2 separate regions of the Homo sapiens genome follow, and region 2 is linked to region 1. A link is an interaction called in ENCODE POLR2A ChIA-PET data of the cell type or tissue named here. Cell type or tissue: Caco-2. All regions are shown on one strand. Links, peaks and the distances in the headings refer to the core of each region. The heading gives the core; the rest is flanking DNA.

Evidence for each region. ChIA-PET counts read pairs that join two places held together with the same protein. Peaks named below come from ENCODE experiments on the same cell type or tissue, not always from the same donor. Only the 100,000 strongest peaks of a DNase experiment are listed, where the experiment ranks them.
Region 2: POLR2A ChIA-PET joins it to region 1 with 5 read pairs; 4 of 35 experiments call an interaction of 5 or more read pairs at or near these places.

Annotation. Positions count from the first base shown.
Region 1 is chr2:179,941,319-179,949,658 of GRCh38, forward strand. CWC22 (CWC22 spliceosome associated protein) reads right to left here. Exons shown (of 20, transcript NM_020943.3): 20 at 3,558-4,397. The coding sequence ends at 3,811. Among named protein-coding and RNA genes, the nearest start is that of CWC22, 62 kb to the right of the region's middle. In Caco-2, for the core only: no CTCF peak of the experiment used is centred there; no DNase peak of the experiment used is centred there.
Region 2 is chr2:180,056,945-180,065,284 of GRCh38, forward strand. No RefSeq gene overlaps it. Among named protein-coding and RNA genes, the nearest start is that of CWC22, 54 kb to the left of the region's middle. RefSeq lists an enhancer at 1-328 and a silencer at 1-152. In Caco-2, for the core only: no CTCF peak of the experiment used is centred there; a DNase peak (open chromatin) is centred at 4,417.

The DNA.
Region 1 (8,340 bases), core at 239-8,238:
CAACTTCAAGAAACTGAAGTTCTAATTGGAGATATGCAACAGACTCAGAGGTTTTTAATGAGGTTTAGTAATATGTGGGTGAGTATAAATGGAAGTTGTAGAGCATATTCAAGGTTGAGGGGACACAAGACATCACAATGAGAGCCAGGAACACCATTTGGAGATGTTTCAATGAGTGTTTCAAAGTGTGTAATGTGAAAATGTCCATGTTAAGGGAACAGGTTTCCAAGATGTCACATTGGGCACTCTGAGCTCTCTCCTAAAGTATCAGTGGGTGTTAAAGTTTGCTTGGCTGAATAAATATTCCGTGGAATATACACAGAACAGAATGAAAGAACTTGAAAGATCAGACAGAAAAGACATTTGACTATATTGGAAGAAGTGAGAATTGGATTGGAAAACAAAGGCATCAGGATTCTAAAAAAATCTATGGGGAAGACTTTAATCTGCTAATCTATGAATTTTTTGGGGGGGGGGATTACACGTCAGTTAAGTCAAAATCAAAATGGTGTAAACAAAGCAAGTCAAGAATAAAAACCTCACTCATAACTATCTGGGATAGCCAAAACCTTTGTTTCTGATAATACATTTGAGAAATGTGAAGTAGTGGTATAAGACACAGGAAGTAGGTTGCTTGAGCTAACAGGATACGTACATCTGGGAAACAGGTACTATGATAGAAGTGATGGATAATTACTCTGTCACACCTTAACTCCAAAACAATCAATTCATTTTGCTGTGCTACTTTAACACGATTCTGGTTTTTTTCAACTATAAATGGCATTACAGATGGAATGAAGCAATCAATGAACCAGTTGATGAGCCTGAATTTTCTTCCACATCTTTGCTGTATGCTATGAAAAAGAACTCTGCTAAATGCCCACTGTGTTACATGGTATTCTAGGGCCTTTGACTTCATTATTTCATATAATAATCACTACAACTGTGTAAGGTAGACAAAAGTATTTTAAAGGTGAATCAGAAGGTCAGAAAAGTGAAATAATTTGCCTAAGTTCACACAGCTGCTAGGAGACAGAGCTGATTCTCAAATCCTTCTCTCTGGCTTTTATTCATCCTCCAGTTGTGCTTTGGAATGAAGATGATCTGAGTTAAATACTGCTACTTATCAACTTTGTGGCCTGAGCCTAATTAGTCTCTTTGGACTCCAGTCTCCTCTTCTGTGATGTAGGAAGACAATACCAATTCTCATGGGGTTGTTTTGAAAGAATTAAATTCGTTATTTGTTCATTTATCTATTCGAATGATAGATCACGGAATGAGGGAAGTAAAGAAGTGCTGGGGTGGGGATTGGTAACTGATTGTAACAAAGTCAATGGATCAGAAGGTTTGCTGAGGTGAAGGATTTCTAGAATAGTGGTACTAAAGCAGGTGAACTGGTTGGGAAGTGGCCAAAGTATGATGCTTCAAGGAGGGATTTCAGAGGTGGTATGATTTGAAAGCCAACCTAACGGGGATGACAATGGGAGTAGGTAGCTAGGGATGTAGAATTAGAACTTTGGAAGCAAGGAAATTGAGAACCTGAAAAGGAATGAGCATGCAAAGTATCTAGAATTCAGTTGATCCTTAAAAAATACTAACTCTGAAATAGTGTAAAAATATAGAAATAGCAAACATAGGCAACATGTTTCTTGTTTACACATTAAAAGAGTGAAGGTGAAAAATCTGCCTGAGCGGCAGACAGTACATGTGAATACATCATAGTTGATGCTGCAGAAATGCATTTTCAAAGCAGAACAGAATAGTTCCTCAATCCAGCTTCTAGTCTCTGCTTCTGATATAACTCACTTATACTCAAAATACTTCTGCTAGAGGTAGTTAGGTATTAATTGCTTGTATAAGAGTATAGAACATAGTGAGGAGCACACACACAAGACAAAACACAAGTTAAGTAGAATAGGAAATGTTAACAAAAATTTCCAGGCAATATTTGCTGTCAAAAAACATCTGTATTACAGCTGTTCCTTCTGCCTACAAGGTTCTTCCCAAGCAATCCACATGTCTCAAGCCCTCACTCTGTTCAGATATCTGGGCAAGCATCACCTCATCAAAGAACTGCTCTGTCTATACACCCTGTCCCCCAATCACTCAGTCTCGCCTTTCTCTGCTTTACTTTTCTTCATAGCACTTACCACTACTGGATATATCATATATTTATTTATTTACTGTCTTTGTTTACCATTTCCCTCCCCTGAACTATAAGTCTCAACGAGTAGAGACTCTGTTCACTGTTTTATCTCTAGTACCTAAAACAAACCTGAGCAAACAGTAGAAGATTAATACATATTAATAACATTTTAAAAATAATCTAATAACTCTAAGGTCTTAAGCACTTAATAAAATGAATGGGTTCCCATTTTTACATGTAAAAGTCATGAACTAAGGTTAAAGTGTAGAAAATAAACTAAAATTTCTAGTCTACTGTTTTTTCCTTTTTACCAACCCTGAAGATGAGGGTTCAGGTAAAAAAAAAAAAAAAAACTATTTCCCTTAGGGCTCATGGCCTACATGTTTGTTAAATCCAATTTGCTCAGCTTGTAAGTTCTGTGGAATGCACTGTCCATGATGGTCCCTTCCAATGACACCAAATTTTAACCACCACAAAGGGAGAAAACACTAAAAGGAATTTATCCAAGCTGTCTCATTCGAATGAATGCTTTTTGTGAGTTGGTGGGGAGAAGGAGCGGATATTTCTTTACATGAATTTTATTGTTATTTATACTCAAGTTAAACAACAAAAATAGGAAACATTTTGAATCAGCATATGCCCAAAAACTAAACATTAAAATGGTGGTCCCACTATTCCTGAAACCAAACATTGGCTAAAATGAACTATATGCACCTTTAAGGTGAGCAAACACAAGAAGCCTATATTTAGCAAGGAAGTTAAAATGTTTGTCAGCAAGTCTAATATCTTAGAGGAAATATTTATTTCAAAAGTAATAACTAATGTGGTCATATTAATTAATCAGTTAACAGTTACAATGATGGAAACCCTTAAAATTCATATAAAAAACTGAAATTACATTTAGGCTGCTTGCATATTTCACAACTATATGTTTTCCAATGATCTATTAACCTAAACTAAAAATTAAATACACATTAATTCATCAACAGTGATATAACTTCAAGGCTGAGAAAAATGCACTAATCACAAAGAATTTCAATTAAATGATATCAAGGAGTCCAGAGAGAAGAAATATTTCCTGTGGGAGAAGTTCTAATTATAAATAACTGCGTATTGGTTTAAAGAGTAACATACACCTAGCTTTACCAACACTTGTGAAAAAAATTACACATTACATACTTTGTTCAAAGCCTAATATGAAAATTGTAACAAATCCTCTACTGAAAAAAAAAAAAGTGACTACCTGAAAAAGATTCATAACATCTCATTAACAAAGCAAAACTGTTAAACTGAAAAGGTTCACCTGTTTTGGTCTTCAGTTACAAACAAAAAAGCACTGATAATTCACTATAACAGCTTCTTAAACAACTAAAAAAATATTTTGTCAATTGAAAAAACATCACTGAATCAATGAGCTTTTGATCATTTTATTCACAAAATATAAGCGAGACTTACATCCCTTTCTGGTGAAAGTTTTCAAATAATTTTATGGGTAGGGCCTTGAGATGTATCAATTATAAAACATGTTAAAATGAAAACATTTTTTAAATTTACAAATACAAACCAATACTTTATACAAGAATTCTCTATAAAGTTCGTCAAAGTAAAAAATAATTTGTTTCAACTGAATATAAGGCATGTCCAGTTTATGTCATTTTGTAGAATTATTTTTGTTTTGCTGGAGACTTTTCTCTTCGCCGGTCCTGATTTTTCTTTGATTCTCTGGATTGTTCAGAGTATCTGCTAGATTTTTCCCATCGTCTCTCGGCACCATTTTGATATCTATCTTCATCACTTCTTGAGCCTGAGTGCTTTCTATTCATTTCCTTTGACTTTGATCTATCTTTTCTTCTGAAATTTTCACTGTCTTTAATTCGGTGTGTATGCTTCTCATTTTCAGAAAAAGAATTTCTTCTCTCTCCTCTCTTCTTTTTGGGATCACCATGCTTATTTTCCAAATCTATATGCATTTCTTGGTCTCTGTCATTCGCAACTCTACTGTAGTTATTTCGTTCAGAAGGAACATCTTTGTCTGATGTGTACTTTGTTATAGGATCTCTCCAATTTGAACCACTTGAATTTTGATCTCTGTGTTTTTCTGACCTTCTTTCTCTCTCAGTCCTTGTTTCCTGGTGCCCGTGTTCTTGTCTTCTTTCTTTTTGTTTCCTATCATTTGTTTGCTGGTTTCTGATCAATTTATCTACCTCTTTACTTCTGGTCTTCCCATGTCCCTTCTTTCTTACATCATTAGCTGCGTGTGTAAAATAAAAGACAGTTAGCTTTTATTTCAATCTTAATTTCATAATTATAACAATCACATTTACTGATACAGTGTAGGTTTACTAACTCAGATAAACTAGGTGCAAAGCCAAATTGATTGAATAGAAAGTCTGATGACACAGAGTCTTACCAAATGCTTAATTTTATTTTATTTTTTGAGACAGTTTTGCTCTTGTTGCCCAGGCTGGAGTGCAGTGGCGCAATCTCGGCTCACTGCAACCTCCGCCTCCTGGGTTCAAGTGATTCTCCTGCCTCAGCCTCCCGAATAGATGAGATTACAGGCGTCTGCCACCATGTCTGGCTAATTTTCGTATTTTTAGTAGAGACAGGGTTTCTCCCTGTTGGTCAGGCTGGTCTCGAACTCCTGACCTCAGGTGATCTGCCTGCCTCGGCCTTTTAAGAATATACAATATTTCAGGCCAGGTACAGTGGCTCATGCCTATAATCCCAGCACTTTGGGAAGCAGAGGGGGTGGGGGACAGATTGCTTGCGCCCAGAAGTTGGAGACCAGCCTGGGTAACGTAGCGAAACCCCTTCTCTACAAAAAATTCAAAAAATTAGCCAGCTGTGGTGGCGTCAGCCTGTAGTCACAGCTACTCAGGAGCCTGAGGTGGGAGGATCAATTGAGCCTGGGAGGCAGAGGTTGCAGTACGCCAAGAATGCACCGCTACACCCCAGCCTGGGTAACAAAGTGGGACTCTGTCCAAAAAAAAAAAAAAAGGGGGGGGGGGAAGGGGAGGGGAGGGAGGAAGGGGAATATATAATATCTCAACATTAGTTACCAAAGTACTGTTTTGATCTCGAGATTTAAGACAGTAAACAGAAATTTTATAGCAAATGTAAAAATTTTAGAAAGCGACTCAAATGGTACATTTCTACTTAACAAATTGAATCCAAAAGCTGAAATTCCAGCCCATAGAGTGTTATTCATAGGACTATTAAGTCAGATCAAAATACAATGATCACCCAAACTAGCATTCACTTCCTAAACATAGGAGGAGTAGAACAACTGGGTTTGCTTAACAGCATGAACATATATTTCTCAATGAAAGGTCTCTTCCTGCAAAAACAATAGTTCTCCCCTCTGTTACTATCAGAGAGGCACTAACTGCACCAACAAGAGCAGATATGTTAAGATTTACACTCATGGGCTTTATTAGAGCCACAAAGGCTTAGTTTCTGTAGAAACTCTTCTGAAAAGACCTCAAACAATTTGATTTTGCTGATGTAATCACAACTATAAATACAAAATGGTTATACTGAAATAACCACTTTAAGCAATAAAACAAACTTAATCAGTTTATCTGTTATTTAATTTGGGTGCACAAATCAAAGATGCTAAGATAACAAAAATTTCTCTCAAATTCATACATAGGCAAGAAAGAGAAAATATGATAGAAAAGTGCCTCTTGTCACCCTAATTCTACCTAAATCTCACTGTACCAGCCTCTATTTCTTCCGCTAAATGCATATCTTTGGCACATGGTACAGTCAGTTGGTTTGCCACTAAGGACCTATTTCTCTGGTTCCTATCAAACAGCTCAGCTGAGCTGCAGCTACCCAAGCAGAAACCATCTGGCTCTGTGCTAAACCAGCGTCCCCTTGATCCTACTGTACACCACTGTCGGGCTTTACTGATATTAAAACCCAGCCATGTAACAAGAGGCAATCTCTTCTCCGTTTGCTATGTTTGCATTATAATTTCCTAATTTTGGGGCAGTTCATGCTGCTTTTATGCTATTTAGTATTTTATTAATAAAACAAAGTTCTCTACTGAAATTATATGAGAAGGCAAATTAATTTTGAATCAGCAAGCTTCCTTATTGCAGCAATTCATGCTGTGTTATCATCTGTTCTCAAAATGGATACCATGAAATAACAAATTCTGTAGAATATAAAAATGGTGAATGTTAAATGAACAATGTTTGTACACTTCAATTCATGAATAAAAGTTCCTGTAAGCAAACAATCTTTCTCTGATAATTAAAAAAACAGCCCCACAATTCTGGATGTCACACAGTATGTAAAACACTTTGAAACATAACAAGCTATGGAACAAAGGTGTAAAGATTGGCCTTTCAATTTAAGGCTACAGAGGAAAGTATTGATGCCATATTTGATGAAATATTGCATCCAAACAAAACAAAATGAGAAATGACATGCATGTAGGATAAGCAGACAATCCCTTATTTGGACCAAGATACTGTAATGAAAGAAAGCAGAGCTGACCTTGGGTAAAACAACACAGATCTTTTCAGAAACTGTGAACCAGATCAAACTTTGAAAACATCTTTTACTATAGCATTTCCACTTCCAGGTAGGATAGAGAAGACTGTGGCAAACCTGTGCTCCTGCTGAAAATAACTAGAAATGCCAGATACAATTTTAAAATGTTGCATTGAAAAATGTTGAAAAGCACACAGAAATCAAGTTGAAGGAACTCCTAATTGCCAAAGCTAAGATGATTTGAGCAAAATAAATGACAGTATTGGACTTTAACCCACAGGATAAGATAAATAACCGTGAGTCTATATTGATATTTACAGTTGACTAAATAAATAAATGAGGGAAGAGGGACAATACTTTCTTATAGAAGAAATTCAATTACTAGATGTAGAAGAAAACAGACAAATAAAAAATCACCATTAGGTGATTTTTTAACCATCCAAAGATGGATGTTAAAATTAGTGAGTAAAAGCTGGAGGAAAAAGAGATTTGCATAGTATCAAGTTACCTCCCTACAAGACATTTTCACAGAGAAAAATAGTTTCCCTGAAGACATCCAGTGGACACCACCTTACTCAAGTGATCAAGGTTGTCACCCAAAATAAAATTATGAACCTCTTGATAAGATGCACTAAGAACAACACATTGTTTCTAATGTACTCTTGCCAAAAATGTCTAATCTCATTCTAATAAGGAGAAAACATCAGACGAAACTCCATACTGAGGGACAGGTTACAAAATAAGTGACCAGAGGACTTCAAAAGTGTTAAAGCTATTAAGAACAAGGAAAGCCCGAGAGGAACTATCATAGAATGCAGAAAACTGAGAATACAATTAAATGCTAGCAGAATCCTGAAATAAGAAAAACGACATTAGTGGTAAAACTGGTTTTCAAATCACATCTGTAGTCTAGTCAATAATGCTGTTCCAATGCTAATTTCCTAGTTTGATAAATGAACCAGTGTTATGTAAGATGCTACCATTAGGGGAAGTTGGAATGAAGAGTATATGGAAATTCTCTGTACTGTTTTTGCAACTTTCCTAAATCTAAAATTAGCTCAGAATAAAAGGTTACAGTTACAAAGTAAAAAATATAAAGGCATCAGAGAGCTAGTGGAAAAACAAGTACTAGAGGGGCCAAGATGCAGGAGAAAGCAGAAACATTGAGAAGTAAGTGATGTTCTACAGCTACTTTCTCCCTGGGAGCATCTGCTGATTCAGGGATGCTACTGAGGGACAGAGACACCAGAGGTCTGGTAGCCTTGCAGGGCTAGAGAGACAAGAATGGGACTGGTTATTTGCAATACATATATGTACAAAAGATATCATATCTAGAATATGTAAAGAAAACCTACAAATCAACAGAGAAAACAACTTAACTAAAAAAAATTGGTAAAATACTTGAACAGCCACTTGACAACAAAAATCCAAATGGCCAATAATGGATAAAATGGCATTTAACTTCTCTAGTTGAAATGCAAATTAAAACTAAAACCGCCATGCAGTACCATTACACATCCACCAGAATGGCTGAAATGAAAAAGACGGTCAATTTGAAGTATTAATGAGAATGGGAGCTAATGAAACTCTTATACATGGCCGGTGGGAGTGTAAATAGGAATAACCACTTGGAAAACTGACAGTATTCACCAAAGCTAAATATATGCACATCTTATGACACACTGACT
Region 2 (8,340 bases), core at 189-8,188, 120 kb after region 1:
GCTGCCCAGTGTGGGGCGACAAAGACGCCGGTGAAGGAATGCTATGAGCGTGTGAAAGCGGAGAATGTCTAAAAGAAGCTCAGCGGGAAAGCTGAGCACTTGGAAGAAGCAGGGTAACAATGGGACAAAGGAAAAGCAGATATTCTGCTTAAATTTCTTAAGGCATTTATTACGAAGAGGGGAAGTGAAAGTTAGTACTCAGAACTTATTACTCTTTCCTACAGTAAAAGTTTTGCCCATGGTTTCCAAAACAAGGGACTATGGAATTGGGTGAATGGGAGAGAATTGGAAGAGACTTTAAAAAGGCGTATGAAGAGGGAGCAGAAATTCCAGTTTGTTTGGTCAATGTGGACACTAACAAAGGCAGCTCTTGAGCCATTTCAAACATGATGAGGTAGGCTCAGATGAGGAAGAGGAGGATAAGTGTAAAAAATTAGATTGTTAATGTGAGGAACAGGAAACGGAGAGAACTAAAAGAAAGGGAAACTGAAAAAAGTAGGTCTTACTAGACCGTCGGCTCCACCTGCTGAATTAAGTGAAAGGCCACCTCTCTCTCCCCATAATGGGCTAGGAGATGAATTAGCTAGAAAACGTACTGCTCCTATAGTTGCAAAATTAAAACCTGGAACAATTGGTGCTATACAAAATTCTACTCAAAAGGCTACAGCTGAGGGACACCTCGAAGCATGCAATTTCCCGTAACTATAATCCAGCAGGGAGGATAGCAAACGTCCTTCCACTGTGTTTCCAAAATCCATCTACAAAGGAGAAAGATACACAAGCAGTTAAAGGAATAGGGTACACTTTTTTTTCTTTAAAAGCCAGGGTAAATTTAAAAACCTATAACTGAAGGTCTCCGTGGCCCTGTAACACTCCAGTACTACCTTATCAGTGTAAACAAGGCCGAAAGCACTGAGACCACGGACAACCAGTAGCCTTCCTATCAAAAATTCTTAACCCAGTAATCCGCGGATGGCCCAAATGCATTCCATTGGTAGCAGCAACTGCTTTGCTAACAGAAGAAAGTAGAAAAACGTTTAGTGGAAACCTCATTGTGAGCACACCTCACCAGTTCAGAGCTATCCTAAGTCAAACAAAAAGGTAGCTTACTAACTCAAATCTAAAAGTATAGGGCTATTCTGTTAGGAAAAAAGATTTAACATTAACCACTGAAAATTCCCTTAACCCAGCAGGTTTTGTAATGAGGGATTTAAATTTTAATTACCATACAAAGGCCCGATCAGACCCCTAGGAGGAACTCCCTTCAGGACAGAACAATAGATGGTTCCTCCTGGGTGACGGGGGAGGGGGTGAAAACACAATGGGTATATTCAGTAATTGATAGGGAGACTATATATAGAAGCAGAGTTAAGAAAATTGCCTAATTCGTCTGCTCAAACCTGCGAGCTGTTTGCACTCAGAATCAAAAAACTTTCAATCCTGACTCAAAAGGTTACCTACACCCTCTGAAATGAATTTGCTTAAGAACTGTTCATGGGAGTGAATCTTGATGGGGCAGCTGGGTGGGTATGAAATACTCAGGAACCCAGCCCAGCTCTAGGACTCACCTGTGAGCGCAAAGGCAATGTTGGGCATGCTGGTAAAGGACCACTAGAATCTAGCAGCCTGGACCCATTTCTTTGTGGTCAAGAAAGGTGGGAAAACAGGTGCCGGACTGCTACATTGGTAAGAGTAACTAATCTGATAAGCAGAGGTCTATGGGTGGTTACGCACCCTGGAAAGGAATAAGCATTAGGACCGTAGGGAATGCTCTAGGACTAATGCTCATTGGAAAACGACTTAGGGGTGCTGGCATCCCTGTTTTTTCAGATGGGAAATGTTCCCCACAAGGCAAAAATGCCCCTAAGTGTATCCTGGAGAATCGGCCCAGTCAGAGTGTAGTACCTTTTTCCCTCTCAGACTTTCAAACAAAATAGACCTAGGTAAATTCTCAGATAACCCTGATGGCTATATTGATGTTTTATAAGGGTTAGGATAATCCTTTGACATGGAGAGAGATTTAATGTTACTGCTAGATCAGACACTAACCCCAAATGAGAGAAGTGCCACTGTAACTGCAGCCCCGAGAGTCTTGCGATCTCTGGTATCTCAGGTCAACGATAGGATGACAACAGAGGAAAGAACAATTCCCCACAGGCCAGCAGGCAGTTCCTACTGTAGACCCTCATTGGGATGCAAAATCAGAACATGGAGATTGGTGCTTGTAGACACTTGCTAACTTTTGCGGGCTAGGAAGGACTAAGGAAAACTAAGAGGAAAAAGTCTATGAATTATTCAATGATGTCCATTATAATGCAAGGAAAGGAAGAAAATCCTGCCTTTCTGGAGAGACAAGGGGAGGCATTGAGGAAGCATACCTCTGTCACCTGACTATGTTGAAGGCCAACTAATCTTTAAGGATAAGTTTATCACTCAGTCAGCTGCAGACATTAGAAAAAACTTCAAAAGTCCGCCTTAGGGCCCGGAGCAAAACTTAGAAACCCTATTGAACTCGGAAACCTCGGTTTTTTATAATAGAGATCAGGAGGACCAGGCAGAATGGGACAAATGGGATAAGAAAAAGCCACCGTTTTAGTCATGACCCTCAGGCAAGCGGACTTTGGAGGCTCTGGAAAAGGGAAAGGCTGGGCAAATTGAATGCCTTTAGTAGGGCTTGCTTCCAGTGCAGTCTGCAAGGACATTTTCAAAAAGACTGTCCGAATAGAAATAAGCCACCAGTGCCCCTTATTTCTGCGCACCTTATGTCAAGGGAATCGCTGGAAGGCCCTCTGCCCCAGGGGGACAAAGGACCTGTGAGTCAGAAGCCACTAACCAGATGACCCAGCAGCAGGACTGAGGGTGCCCAGGGTAAGCGCCAGCCCATGCCACAGAGCCCTGGGTATGCTTGACCATTGAGGTCCAGGAGGTTAACTGTTTCCTGGACACTAGCACGGTCTTCTCAGTCTTACTCTCCTGTCCCGGACAACTGTCCTCCAGATCTGTCACTATCTGAGGGGTCCTAGGACAGGCAGTCACTAGATCTTCCAGCCACTAAGTTGTGACTGGGGAACTTTACTCTCCTCACGTGCCTTTCTAATTATGCCTGAAAACCTCGCTCCTTTGTTAGAGACATCCTAGCAAAAGCAGGGGCCATTATACACTAGAATTAGGAGAAGGAAAAAGGGTAAATATACATGCAGACTCTAAGTATGCTTACCTAGTCCTCCATGCCCTTGCAGCAATATGGAGAGAAGGGGAATTCATAACTTCCGAGGGAACACCTATCAAACATCAGGAAGCCTTTAGACCCCAAAATTCTCCTTACCTCTGAGTCTGCTTCCTCTGATCCCTGCCTAAAGATAATTTTATGGGGAAGAGGATTTGCTTGCCTCAGGTGCCTGTGTGGGTGCCCACCAAACATCTGAAGATCTATCATCAGCCACAGCATCTAGTGGACCCACCTGTACAGTGCGAATTTGAAGGTTTGAAAAGCCTCGATTTGCTCTCTCTATGCCTTCAGTTAATCACAAAAGGCCTGTCTCATCAGTGGCCGCCTGGCTACAACCACAAAAGTTTTTGCTTCTATTTCAGTAGATTTACTAACGTGGAGATTGAGGGTATGCTTTTGCCAGGAGATGAACGAACCGTGTGGATGACCTCAAGATGTGTACGACCATAGAATTGGGGAGACTGGGGCGGGGGGGAACCCATGGATCCCAACCATGGACCGGGTTCTCCCCCAGCATGAGCCATGAGACAGTTGAATCTGAATGCGAAGATGGAACAAGGACTGACCAGAGTCACAATGCTTAATGGACCAATGCTTTCTGACTCCTCTCTACCATGAATACAAGAGACCCTAATAGTTAGGCAGGAGTATCATTGCCCCTATTCAGCATTTGAAGAAGTTACAGAAGACGGACCTTCATCCTCCTGCAACCCCTAGGATTGAGGGTCCCCTTGTAAAAGGCAAAGTGGGGGAGGTATGTGGGAAGCATTCAAACCAGAGTGACTCCAGTTTGAATAAGGGTTAAAAGAAAAAAGCTGGGTCACCGGCAATTAAGGACTACACAGCCTGCAATCGCCTTGCTAACAATTGCTAGTAATGTAATAATGATACCTTCCCCCTTACAAAAAAAGGCATGTTGGGGGAAAAAGCTGAGTGTTGGGAGGGAAACTGAGGCAGGGCTTGCATAATGTCTTTGGAATGTGTCTAGACTTACTGGCTCCTTGTTTCTAGCCTTCCTAGGCTCCTGTTACCATTATCTCAAGTAGCAGAACATGTTCCTTATAAATGCTAAGCCATCACAGCTGTAAATCATGTGCTTAACGCAATGTGCCCTTTTGACCTCCACGTTCTCACCACCTGTTTCTTCGTTGCATTACCAATAAATACCATGGGCTCCCAGAGCTCGGGGCCTTCGCAGCCTCCATACAATAGTGATGGCCCCCTGGCGTACCACCTTTTCCCCCCTCACCCCGCTCAATCCTTTGACTCCGCTGGACTTCGTCACCCCGACGACCTGGTGTTGGGTCTGATCACCCCAGCAAAGTTGGTGGTCGAATGCCCAGCATACACTCGGGCTGCATGGTGGTCTATTCGGGAAGATGGAAAATAGTGGCAGGACAAGGTAGGCGGTGCTGACATGCATAGCTAGACGTGTGACAAATTCTCTAGATCATATTCCTAATCAGACTACAGACTGCAGCTGAGAGTGGAGGAGAGAGGGCTCCATCTCTCTCTAAATGAGCAGCTTCAAATAGTTAATTATTAAACAGTTCACAATTATTAAACAGGACAGCCCTAATAGTTGACTAGAATACAAAGCAGGAAATTGAGCCAAATCTTCTAGCCTGGGCTAACCCAGCAAGGATTTGGAGAGTGTGCTACCTGGAGGGCAAATAAAGCTAAAGGTTTATGCTGATCATGTACCATACTTTTGGCAGCAAACTACATTTACAATGATGGATATTCTTTTAGCACTTTATGCCCTGGTTATACTTGTCTTGGTAATTCCTAAGCTAAAACCTATAGGTAGAGTTTCAGAGACTGCAGTTCAGCATGGCTAAAGATGAGAAGAGTTACTGGTGCTTGTACATTTTATTTCTGGATATGCACTTGGATTCAGTTGTATAGAAGGTTTGGAAGTAGCTCTCACCCTTACATAAAAGGCCACACATCAAGCTACTTCATACAGAAATGGTATGGTAAGTGCTGCTGTACTCCTTAGTTGAAGAGCAGGTTAGACCTCGTTATATTATGCTGTTTCCCGCAGATTCTCTATTAACCGAATTCTTTGGCATGATCTTTTTTTCTCTTCTAAGTGATTAAGACTGCTTTAAGGAGAACATATATATTTAGTATTTCTTCTTCCCTCTCAATGACTGACATCATCGGACCTATCACCTGAGCATGGTCTGACTCAGTGTGTCATCTGGTGTATCCACACCTGCCACACTACAGCCTGGCTCTCATGCATGTAAGTCCAAGAAACAGGTTGTCTGAATTGCAGCCATGCAAACAGTTTCCTATTCATTCAAATAACATCTGAGATTTGCATGGATTAACATTCAGTTGACAGAAATCTAGTTCTTATTCAAGTAAAGAAATAAGGACTAGTTCATTTTAACCACAGGCCAGTGGAAGATTCCCATCTCATTGGAACTAATCAGTGTCCATTATTTTACCAAAGGTTTTTCATCTAGCCTTACAATGCATTTAAAGCCAAGGTCCTAGTATCTTCACAAAGAAAACATCACAGGGTGTGTAACACTGTTTCTTATTTAAAGATTGCACTCAACTAATTAAAAAGTGTCCTCAAATGTTCCCTCTGCTCACTGCACTGGGAAAAATCTACTTTTGGAATATATAGGTTCATCTTAACTCATACCATACCTACTTAATTCTCCAAGAGAATGGGGTATGAGTCCGTGGAGGATAGAGTGACAGTCATCTTTCCAGGATTGATTTTGGTCAGTAACTCTATGCTCTGTGACCTGAGGGAGGTTGTTGGGAGGAGATGGTGGGAGTCAGGATGCAGAACATGAGGTGCCTGTAAATCTCATCTTTTCTGGGAGCTGATGGCCTTGTCTCCACATTAAAGTGTGGATGCCTTGCAGGGAACCGCTATCTGCAAGTGCAGATCTAGAGACAGTTGACAGAGCACCAGTCACAAACAAGGTGGCTTGATGTAAGTTTCTTTGTGTAGCATAAGCTGAGTAGTCTTAGAAAGAAATAACTTTATTACTGTAAATGCTGAATCATAAATATAAGCCTTGACATAACCCTGAAGTTCTTGAACTCTTTTCCAGGCTATGCCTAGAAAAAATTGTGGGATAGAGCCAGGTTAGTGTTCAATGCCTTCCTGTTTTTCTACTCCCAGTCTCCTCTCCCCCTCACGTACCCTGAACCACAAGTCTTTTTTCCTTATCTCCATCACATCCTATATCTTGCTTTTTAAAGTCAGAATCATATTTGTATTAAGTTTAAAAAAAACTGACTTTTGCTTCTAGCTAAGGTGAAGTAACAGACTTGATTTATAGTTATGCCTGAAATAAACTTGGAAAAATATGAAATGTTTTTTCAAGACATCAGATGATACAAGACATTAATTTCTGAGAAATGAGAAACAAATGAGGTGAAGCCCTACAATTGCCCTAATTTACTGCCTTGAGAGAGTGTCCAGGTCATGGCATGCTGGGACGTGGAAACTTGGAATAGCCTGGCCGACTGCCGAATTGAGGAATGAGAATGTTTGGTTGCCTCTATGACTGAGGATGCTGTAGACATCTAGTGGACAGCAGTTGATGGGATAGTCCTGAATAGTTTTTCTAGTGGAATTGTGCAGGTGCCACTGGTGATAAACAGATAGATGCTCACTGCTGAGAATGCCAAGGAGGGTTAGCAAATGTCTGAGACTCCATACTTTGACCCTGTGACGCTGAGGACAGAACAATTCCCAGAAACATGAGCAGCATACATACTTAGAGAAGAAAATATTCTGAAATGGTGCATAATTTCACCGGTCTAAAGGCTTCAGGGGGAATTTTGTTTAGGGTGTTGTAAAAACCCATGACCTTGGGGCACCCTTTTGTTAGTAATACATTCTGATCTCTTTTGAATTTTTTAATTTTATGCTGGCATTGCCTTTTGTGAACAGGCATCTTTAAATAAACATGGCTTTAATCTGGTTTCATGAAACAGGAGTAGCATTCCTGCAGATGAAACGGCAATTCAAAGTGTAGTCTGTCCACTTTGGAACATTTTATTTATAAGTAAACACTTTGTTCTCTTGGTGACAAATAGAAATTCTTCCTATTTTATGACCATATTAAGGAAGCAAACAAATCCCCTCAGTTATACTGGAAAATAAGTCTTTAATTTCAAAGAATAAGAATCTTGTCATACAACTTAGTAGCATAGGTAGAAATCAATAATTGTGTGTTAACGGATTCAACATGTCAATATGTTGATCTAGTCAACAAAATTACTTTTGTAAATAGATTGCCCTTGCTGAGTAGAGCTGAAGAAAACTGTTGGCAAGTAAGCACTTCACTTTCTTCTCTTGATCATTGCTTTTTGAGTGTGTTCTGTGGAGAGGACAGTGCTCTGGGAGATGTGAACCACACTCTGCCTCTGCGCTTTACCTCCTTTGAGTTGCTTTCAGTTCATAAACGTAAAGTTGCAGGAGCTGGAGAGGCTAATTCTTAAGTGGGTTTGGTGTGGAAAGAGTATTAGGGAGGGAAGTACCCTGGGATAGAGTGGAATTTGGGTCTTGGGAATAGCTATGGCACCAACATATGGCCCTGCACAAATCACATGACCCATTGGGCATCAGTTCCTTCATCTGTGAAATAAATGTATTTCTGTTTGAGCTCAAAGGTTTTTTCAGCTATAATTTATGAATGTAGCTGTTTGCCCCAAGGAATGAGTTTTCTCAACTCTGAAAGCAAAATTTATGTGCTAGGCAGAGAAATTTTACTTTACCTGCCCTGATTCTTGCTCTATGCTACTGAGCAAAGTGCTAAGACATCTGAAATCATCCAGTATTTATTATTTTCTCCTAACTTTTTCCCTAAGATGAGTGCCAAGATTGTTCTAGATTCCTTGGGAAACTTTTCAAAAGGCTGAAGCCTCTTCAGTTCTAATTATTCATTCAATACAATGTATGAACAGGCCCAGTGTTCCATGTTGTGTAGATAGTTGCTCATGTGGTTGTATTTAACTTGGAGTTCTGCTGCAGCTGGGCTGGAAAGTCCAAGAAGACCTCCCTCACATATTTGGAGACTTTAACTGCATCCTAGCAACAATGAGCACAAAGATTGAATGTATGACGCCCA